Linked DNA regions of Homo sapiens: region 2 is linked to region 1. The links are chromatin contacts, found by Hi-C or POLR2A ChIA-PET in ENCODE. All regions are on one chromosome and are shown on one strand. The core of a region is the stretch at or near the end of the contact, and the rest is flanking DNA. Distances in the headings are between cores, read along the strand shown.

Region 1 (4,482 bases), core at 782-3,281:
AGAAAAATGTCATGGGAGGACGTAAGAAACACAAGGGTGGGGTGGGGTGCAGACAGCTGCTGCCACGGAATGCCAGTCCCTAGATGGCAGCAGTGAAGACACTACGCACTTTAAACTGCTAGGGCTACTGAGATCTATGACACCAGATGTACCCACAACTATGACAGTATTCGTAAGACTAGGTTCTCAGCCATCATTATTCTAGGAAAAGGACCACAATTACGAGATTTCTTGGCTGCAGCTTTTATGACACCAACAAAACAAAACCCCAAACCAACAACCCAATCCGAACCAACCAAATAAAGAAGAAACCCTTGGCTTAGGCGCCAAGCTCGGACAGCGACGTCTCATGCTCACAGCAGGAATGTTCCATTTCCTCCCCGGCCAACACCCCAGCCTGGCCCATTCACTCGACTTGGGCAGAGACAGGCCGCCTCGGAGGTGACGGCTCAGGCCCAGGCCCAGGCCCGAGGGAGGGGGCTACTCACACGCCGCTCCGCCAGCCGACGACCTTGTTTTTGTAGCAGGCGATTTCGAAGCGCTTCCCGGCACGCTTCATCCGTACCACGGCCACATTGGTTAGGCGGATCTGGTTGGTGGGGGTGAAGATCGACATCGCGGCTGTTCAAAGACCCAGAAGCCGGCGAACCAGGGCTGACCCGCGCCGTCCAGCCTGAAGGCCACCAGCGCCTCGCGGTAACGACCGATCGGCGCGCGGCACTGACCCAACCACCAGTGCGCGGCGCCGCGACTCACTAGCTTCAGGCAGCCGTCACAGTGTGTCTGGCAGGCTTACTTACTGCGCAGGCGTCAGGTGGAGCAGAAGCCGGGAGGGGAAAAGTGAGCGATGACGCCTGCGTATTGTGGCTTTTTACGCCATCTTTCCACGCCCAAAAAGGGAGGTGCTTTTCCTTGGCGTATTTACTTTCGCCAATGAGCTGAGAGCTCTGACAGGATGCTCGCGGATGTTTAGTGACCGGGTTAAAACACAGCGTTGGCACCACCTCGTTCCGCGGAATTCAAGGGCCAGACCCACTTTATAATATAAATATTTTTTATAATAGAATTATTTTATAATAAATATTTTTATTTACTCACCCTTTTATAATAGAAATATTTTAACATAAAATGTAGACAAAAAAGTGTAATGAACCTTCTATGTACCCATCACCCCGCTATCAACATTTTGCCATCCTTGTTTTATTCTTTTTTCATTTTTTTGTTGCTTTTTTATTTACAGTTTTTTTTTTAAGTCAGTCTCACTCTGTCACCCAGGCTGGAGTGCAGTGGCAGGGTCATGGCCCCACTGCAGCTTCGACCTCCTGGGTTCGAGCGATCTTCCAGCGTTAGCTTCCCAAGTAGCTGGGACTACAGGTGTGAGCGGCCACGCCAAGCTAATTTAATTAAATAAATAATTAAAAAAAATTTTTTGTACAGACGAGGTCTCACTATGTTGCTCAGGCTGGTCTCGAACTCCTGGGCTCAAGCGATCCTCCCGCTTCGGCTTCCCAAGTGCTGGGATTACAGGTTTGAGTCACAGCGCCCGGCCGGTTGGGGGTATTTTAAAGAAACCATCATATGGTTTCAGCATTAAATACTTCAGCCTATAGCCCTTAACAGATACACGCGACGAGATTAACTACAATTCCTTAATATCATCTAATAGCGAGTCCATCCTCGGGTTTCCCAAAAATAATGCCTTTCTACAGTCGGTTTATTTCAGTTAAGATCCAAACAGGCCCACATAGCATTTCCCCCGCTCCCCGCTCCTTTCCTCTTTTAATTTTCCCATGCCAATCATTTCTCTCTGGGCCCGCCTTTTCCCAGTCTGAGCCAATCCAAATGGAGGCGGAAGCGCTCCGCCTTCATCGCCTGGAACTCTGGGAGGTGCTTATTTCTGGGCACGCCCCCTTTCCCCTCTGAGCCAATCGGAGCAGGGCCGAGAGCGCACCGGGCACTGGCTTCCTTTCCCGGAGCTCTGGGCTTTCCTCTGGGCCCACCTCTTCGTCCTCTGAACCAATCAGGACCGGCCTGGCAGTGTCATGGCTGCCCACAGGTCTGCAGGCACTCGGTACGCCGCTAACGCGGCGAGGTAGCTCGGTGCGTCTCGCGGTACCAGTGCGAATCATCGGGCTATCCAGGTCCGAGATCCTAGTCTCCTGTCGGCTCTGAGGAGGATGGGTAAGGGCACTCGGCGGGCAAGGACCCTGGGGCGGCAGGGGAGGTAAACGTTTTACTGAGACCCTCTCCGGGCGGAGTGGCGTCCTCGGTCCCTTTCCTTCGGAGACTGTTGCACTTGACAGCACCGGCTAGTCGCCGCTGAGAGCAAGGAGGACTGATCCCTACTTTTGACCTGGCTTTTGCCTTTTGAGGCTAGGGGGTTAGACAGAAAACTACCCCTCCCACTTTACCTACGTGTATTAGGACTTTTGCACCTGTAAAGCCTAAATTTCAGGCCTCGACTTTTGAAATTGCTCCCAGGTTGAACGTTTGAAGCCAGGTCCCTGCATATCTCTCTTAAAAAAAAAAAAATGAGGTGTAAGGTCAGTTACTTGAGAATCTTTTACAAGTTTAACCGTGAGCCTTTGAAAGTACAGTTAGTAAAAAGAGTGCTTTTACTACTTAAGCTTTTTTTATGGAGCAAGCACAACAAAACAAAATTAATTTCACATGAAGTATTTTTACTTTGTGTTCCTTCTCTTGCTTCTAAATGCTCATTTCGAAGTGAAGATACAATTTTATATTCTGTTTTTTCTTTGAGTTAGTGTTAACAGTGTGATAATTTTATTACGTTACTACATAGTGTGTTATTTTTATTACAGTTGTTCCCCACCCCCCCGCCCCCGAGATGGAGCCTTGCTCTGTCGCCCAGGCTGGAGTGCGGTGGCGCAATCTTGGCTCACTGCAACTTCTCCCTCCCAGGTTCAAACAGTTCTCCTGCCTCAGCCCCCCGAGTAGCTGGGATTACAGGTGCGCGCCACCACGCCCGGCTAATTTTTGTATTTTTAGTAGAGGCGGGGTTTCACCATGTTGGCCAGGCTGGTCTCGAACTCCTGACCTCAGGTGATCTGCCCGCCTCAGCCACCCAAAGTGCTGGAATTACAGGCATGAGCCATCGTGCCCGGCCAACAGTTGATTTTTAAATTAGATTTCTTAGCTGGGTTGTTGAATGTAAGGTTGGTTTTATTTTCTTCTTAAAATTGGGATGGATATCTTTGTATATGTAGCTTTAAATGAAATTGTGTGTGTCATTTTAAATTTAGATCCTTCTGCGGATACATGGGACCTCTTCTCACCTTTAATATCATTATGGATAAACAGGTTTTACATTTATTTGGGCTTTGCTGTTAGCATTAGCCTTTGGATTTGTGTCCAGATTGTCATCAAGACGCAGGTAAGTGGAGTTATTTTTTTTTTAATGGAGTATTTAGGCATCAGATTTTATAGAGGATTTAAATACTAAAAGGAACCTTTAATTACTTTTGTGTTTGGTCTTTAGACATTTTAATGAAATGCCTAAAATAAATTTCTTCTCTAAGTTTTTGGAGACTAAGTTATCTTGGATTAAGTTCTTTACTTTTTCTTTGATAGGTGTGTCTCATTTTTAAGATACAGGAAGATTTTTGTAATGAAAAGTGAACCTTTTATATGAAAAACAAATTTGTTTTATACCTTTAAGGGTCAGTAGTCCTCTCTTTCCATTAATTAAGGATCAGAAAATAAGTTCCTACTATTATTCTACTAAAATACCTTATAGGATAAAAGTATGTAAAGTTTTTTCTTGGAGGGAAAGGAAATCATGAGCCTTAAAAATGTGGGTCCTGCCTATTAAAGGACCTTATTATACCAAGGGGCTAATATTTGAGGAATACAACCAGAAAGATTAAGAGAAAAATACAGTGTGTCAGATTAAGAGAAAAATAAAATGTGTCAGTATCTGTGCTAATTTTCATCCCTGCTGAAGTTGGGAAACGATTTAGACTTGATGGATTTTGTGTAATTATTTGTCTTCAAGGGCAAGAACTTACAGGAAAAATCTGTTCCAAAAGCAGCTCAGGATTTGATGACAAATGGTTATGTCTCCCTTCAAGAGAAAGACATCTTTGTGTCTGGAGTGAAGATTTTTTATGGTTCTCAGACTGGAACAGCGAAGGTAAGAAATTTATATGATGCTTTTCCTTTGGTTTCCTGACATTTTAAGAAAATCCCTTTAGCAGTGAACTTTAGCAGTGAACTGTCCTTTAGCAGTGAACTGAATTGGTCATCTAACCTTCTTTATTCTTTCTCCCAGCCTTTTCCCCTCAAATATTTTTCCATTCTGTGACGGTAGGCAGGTTTCATCTCCTGTGCCCAGTTAGAGCTGATTGGTGGTGTCTGATGGTCAGTGTCTTGAGGGGGCCTTTGTTCTGAAGTTTGCTTCTGCCTCAGCAGGCTAGAGAAAGTTGTGAGTCCATTATCGATGCCCATGGGTATGGAAGTAGG
Region 2 (4,482 bases), core at 1,101-3,600, 70 kb after region 1:
AGTTCCATGGTGAAATTTTCAACAAATGCTGCTGGAGCAATTAGATAACCATAGGCCAAAACCAACAGAAAAAAATAAAAGACCCAAATACTGCTCCCCGCAACAAATTCCGAAAAAGAGTGTCTTAAACTTCACACCTTATATAAAAATTAATTCAAAATGGATCACAGACTTAAACATTTGGAGACATCATTTTTTAAAACGAAAAACATTCCATCCTCTTCTCACATGCTTCTATGCCTGTGTCTTACAGAGTCCTTTTGAAAAATCCTTTTAGTCCTTCAGTATTGGATTTGGACCGCACACCTCTGGGAAGCTCTCACTGGTCCTTTGGTGAAGCTACCTTGGTTGCTTTTCCATCTTATGGGCTCTAGTCCTTACATGATCTGTCCTCTGTGCACATGCAGAGAGATCTCTGGTCTCTCTTCCTGTTCTTATAAGGACGGTAGTTCTGTCAGATTTTGGTCCCATTCACGTGACCTCACTTAACCTTAAATACCTCATTAAAGAGCCTATATCCACATGCCGTTGCATTGCATTGAAGTTTAGGACTTCAACCTGAATGGGACAGGGGAGCACAGGGCAGTTCAGAACAAAGTGTATTAACTTCTTAATCAATAGTGATTGAAGTGTACAGTTCTTCAGCTTTGTTTCTCTAGTGGCATGAGATTTTGTGGAAATTACTCTGTGACTCTGGCATTTGTTGGACGTTTCGGTTTTCAGTGCTATTTACAAGATTTGAATGTTTTGTTTGCTGCCTTGTACATTTTATTAGGAACTTGGAAGAGGTTTGTAGGCACAGGTTTTCCCTTCACACCTTTTTTTCAAATGCAGTACTAATATGGACAGGGAAACTTTTTTTTTTTTTAATTAAAACAAAAAATAGTTAAAAGGCTTCATGGTCAACTGACAGTAAATAAGCTAGTAGACATTTATGTAATATTCTTTCATTGTGGACAGGCTTATATTAATAACAGTACTTTGGGAGGTCGAGGTGGGCGGATCACTTGAGGTCAGGAGTTCAAGACCAGCCTGACCAATATGGTAAAACCCTGTATCTACAAAAAATACAAATACTAGCTGGGCGTGGTGCCGCATGCCTATAATCCCAGCTACTTGGGAGGCTGAGGCAGGAGAACCGCTTGAACTGGGAGGCGGAGGGTGCAGTGAGTTGAGATCACACTACTGCACTCCAGCCTAGGTGACAGAGTGAGACTACACACACACACACACACACACACACACACCCACACCCCTATACACGTGTAAAGGCTACTCATTCGTGTCTCTGCTTTCCTTCTCCTTGTTCGTTGTTGGTATTATTAATTCCATATTATTTCAGTCACTTGGCCTCAAAATCAGTTATTTTGGATGACTTCCTCTGTTTTGCTCCTCAGTGGGGAATGACATTGATTTCACTTCTTTAGTACCCTACCTGTCCCACTGATCTTAGGAGAAAGTCATCATTACCTGTCTCACATAACCTCCTCCCAGGCTTCACTGCTTTCACTTGTACTGAAATCAAGCTTGTCTTACCCAGAGCTCTGGACAGATCTGATTTTACCTTTTAAAGCTTGATATTATCTTGATTCCAACCCTGGTTGATCTAGACATTTTTTTAGATTACCTTCTTACTACATGTACCAACTTATATGACTCGTGATATTTGTTTTTATCCCTTGCATCATCAAATAGTGATCTTTTTGGAAATGGGAATAATGTATTTCTTGTATACCTGCTGCTTGCTTCCACAATGTCTCAAATATGTATGCTCCAGGGCTGGGCACAGTGGTTTGCTCACAACTGTAATCTTAGCATTTGAAGAGGCTGAGGTGGGAGGATCGCTTGAGACCAGGAGTTCAAGACCAGCCTGGGCAACATAGTGAGACCTCATCTCTACAAAAAATTAAAAAATAACCAGGCATGGTGGCTCACACCCATAGTCCCAGCTACTTGAGAGTCTGAGGCAGGAAGATTGCTTGAACCCAGGAGTTGGAGGTTGCAGTGAGCTATGATTGTACCACTGCACTCCAGCCTAAGGAACAGAGCAAGACCCTGTCTCAAAACAAAACAAAGGAACAACACTCCAGGATGCATTCCCTTACCCATCCTTCTTTATTCAGAGCAGGGATATGCTTGCATAGGCAGACAGCCCCCATTTTTTAGGAGTCTGTTTTATCTGTTTCCTAGCATTATATATTATTGTATTAATGTTATTTGAAGGAGTCTGATGGATTTGAAAATGAAAGCATTAGTGGTTCTCCCTGTAGAGTTTTCAGAGTTAATGAATCATAGGTTTATTTCACTGGGCTTTAGTAAAAACCCAAAGCACTGCCAAAACACTGAAATGCTCTGATGCGAATTTCCTGCGTCATGCAGTTACCAGTAGGAGTATTCATGGTTACGAAACACATGGTTTCTCTTAAAAATGATGCCTTGGTGGTTTGTTTCTGTGCTTTGACAATTTTATTCAAATTGTGATTTGTTTACTTGTCATAGTCCATGCTCCGAGGGAGAGGAGGTTGTTACAAACACACATTCTATGGAATTGAGAGCCATCGCTGCATGGAAACCACCCCGAGCTTGGCGTGTGCTAATAAATGTGTCTTCTGTTGGCGGTAAGTAAAAATGAAAGGTCATGGTGATCGAATATGTAATGAGCTGTGGTAATCAATCTGCCCAGCTCACACTCAGACTTACCTAAGAGCTCTGCTGTCTTGGTGATTAATCTTTTCAACTGTGAATGTTAGTGTATAAAAATTTTGTAGACAAATATTTTTGTTTCTCTTGGACAAACACTGTGAGGAATTGCTGGATTTGTAAACATCCATTTGGACAGTTTGTCTTTTTTAACTGGTGAGTTTAGTTTGTCTTATTTATAGTGATTATCGATAAATAGTGATACATTAGTGATAAAAGTTTATTTTTATTCTATCCTTTTGTGCTTTCTGTTTATCTTGCTCTCCTACATTGTTTTCTTTTTTTTCTATCTATGACTAATTTTATGCTAAGGTGTCAGCTTGGGTGTCTTTTTATTGGAGGCTTTTCAGTTTATCTTGCTGGAAATACAAGCAGTGAATGTTGTTTTTCAGCTGGTTACAGCCCATTGTATGCAGAATTGAGTCTTTTACAACAATTGGGAATAGTTTAAGTGAAAGAAAATGGCTAAATTGCACAATTCTGTCTCTCTCTTTTTGGGGGCAGTGGTGCTTGCTACTAACCCATTTCTTTTTCTTTTCTTTTTTTTTTTTTTGAGATGGAGTTTCGCTCTTGTTGCCCAGGGTGGAGGGCAATGGCGTCATCTTGGCTCACTGCAACCTCTGCCTCCCAGGTTCAAGTGATTCTCCTGTCTCAGCCTCCCAAGTAGCTGGGACTACAGGTGCGCACCACCATGCCCAGCTAATTTTTGTATTTTTAGTAGAGATGGGGTTTCACCATGTTGGCCAGGCTGATTTTGAACTCCTGACCTCAGGTGATCCGCCCGCCTTGGCCTCCCAAAGTGCTGGGATTACAGGCGTGAGCCACCGCACCCAGCCTACTAACCCATTTCTTTCCTTCACTTAGAACTGCTTACTCTTCAACTCCTAGTTCTCTATGCCAACTCACATCTCCATAGCAGCTCATGTTGTTGTGGTCACTAATGACTTCCTTACTATCAGATCTAATAGAAGCTACTTAATTCTTATCTTAGTTGAACTCCAGTGAAGCATGCTAGGAAAGAAGGGGGAGGCCACTCCTTCTGTTGGATTCAGAGATACCAGTCTCTTCTAGTACCCCACCCACCCTTGTCAGTTTCTTTTCAGTTTCCCCTGTTAGCTCTTCTTTCTGCTTCTGTCCTTCAGCTGTCTTTTATGACTCTGTGTTATGATGGTAGGAGAAGTAAACCATTTCCGTGGCTTCATTTATCTGTAGTTTGACACCTTTAAATACTTCATCTCCAGTCTCAGTCTCTTTTCTGAGTTTTCCTTCTCCATTTCCAATTTCCTGTTGCATATCTTCTCTTGGATCATCCGCAGTCATTTCAAGCTTAATGTATTTATCATGGAATTTATTAGGCTTGTGTTAACTTGTTCTGTTTTGGGTAATGGCACTATTAGCCATCTAATGGCCCAGACTGGACATTTCTTCTCTTTTTCTCAAACCCACTGTATCCATTTGCTTATCTAATTCTATTGATTATGTTTCAGATTCTCATTATTTCTTCCTTTAGCAACCAAAATGATTTAATACTTTCTAGTCAATGTCATCTCTTAATTTATCTCCATATTTGCACAAGAGTTATAATTCTTTTTTTTTCCAGTTATTCCTAAAAATTTTGTTTTGATTATTATAAATGCTTATAATAACTTGATTTGGGGGTGATTTTGTTATGATTATTTGGGGGTTACAAATAAATTTTAGCAAGTAGACAATGTTACAAATATGAAATCAGATATTAATGGGATTGACTATTTTGAATTGGTAAACTATTTTGAATTGATA

Evidence for each region. A loop is a pair of places that touch in the nucleus more often than their neighbours do. ChIA-PET counts read pairs that join two places held with the same protein, here RNA polymerase II (POLR2A). Pooled maps may share reads with other maps.
Region 2: a loop to region 1 is called in a pooled map, with 4 times the contacts of the local background. The contact joins the enhancer-like site here to the promoter of TYW1 in region 1. A Hi-C loop is called at or near these places in 2 of 50 pooled maps. POLR2A ChIA-PET finds 5 or more read pairs at or near these places in 3 of 52 experiments (AG04449, Panc1 and T-cell).

What each region holds. Positions count from the first base shown.
Region 1 is chr7:66,994,802-66,999,283 of GRCh38, forward strand. TYW1 (tRNA-yW synthesizing protein 1 homolog) reads left to right here and starts at 2,032. Exons shown (of 16, transcript NM_018264.4): 1 at 2,032-2,181; 2 at 3,264-3,394; 3 at 4,016-4,153. The coding sequence starts at 2,178. It overlaps SBDS (SBDS ribosome maturation factor), which reads right to left and starts at 785. Exons shown (of 5, transcript NM_016038.4): 1 at 489-785. The coding sequence starts at 616. RefSeq lists an enhancer at 169-218 and a silencer at 1,783-1,902.
Region 2 is chr7:67,064,786-67,069,267 of GRCh38, forward strand. It overlaps TYW1 (tRNA-yW synthesizing protein 1 homolog), which reads left to right. Exons shown (of 16, transcript NM_018264.4): 10 at 2,500-2,618. Among named protein-coding and RNA genes, the nearest start is that of MIR4650-1, 47 kb to the right of the region's middle. Within about 2 kb of position 2,351, at least 5 of the 41 ENCODE cell types and tissues checked have a DNase peak (open chromatin) inside an H3K27ac peak, as active enhancers do.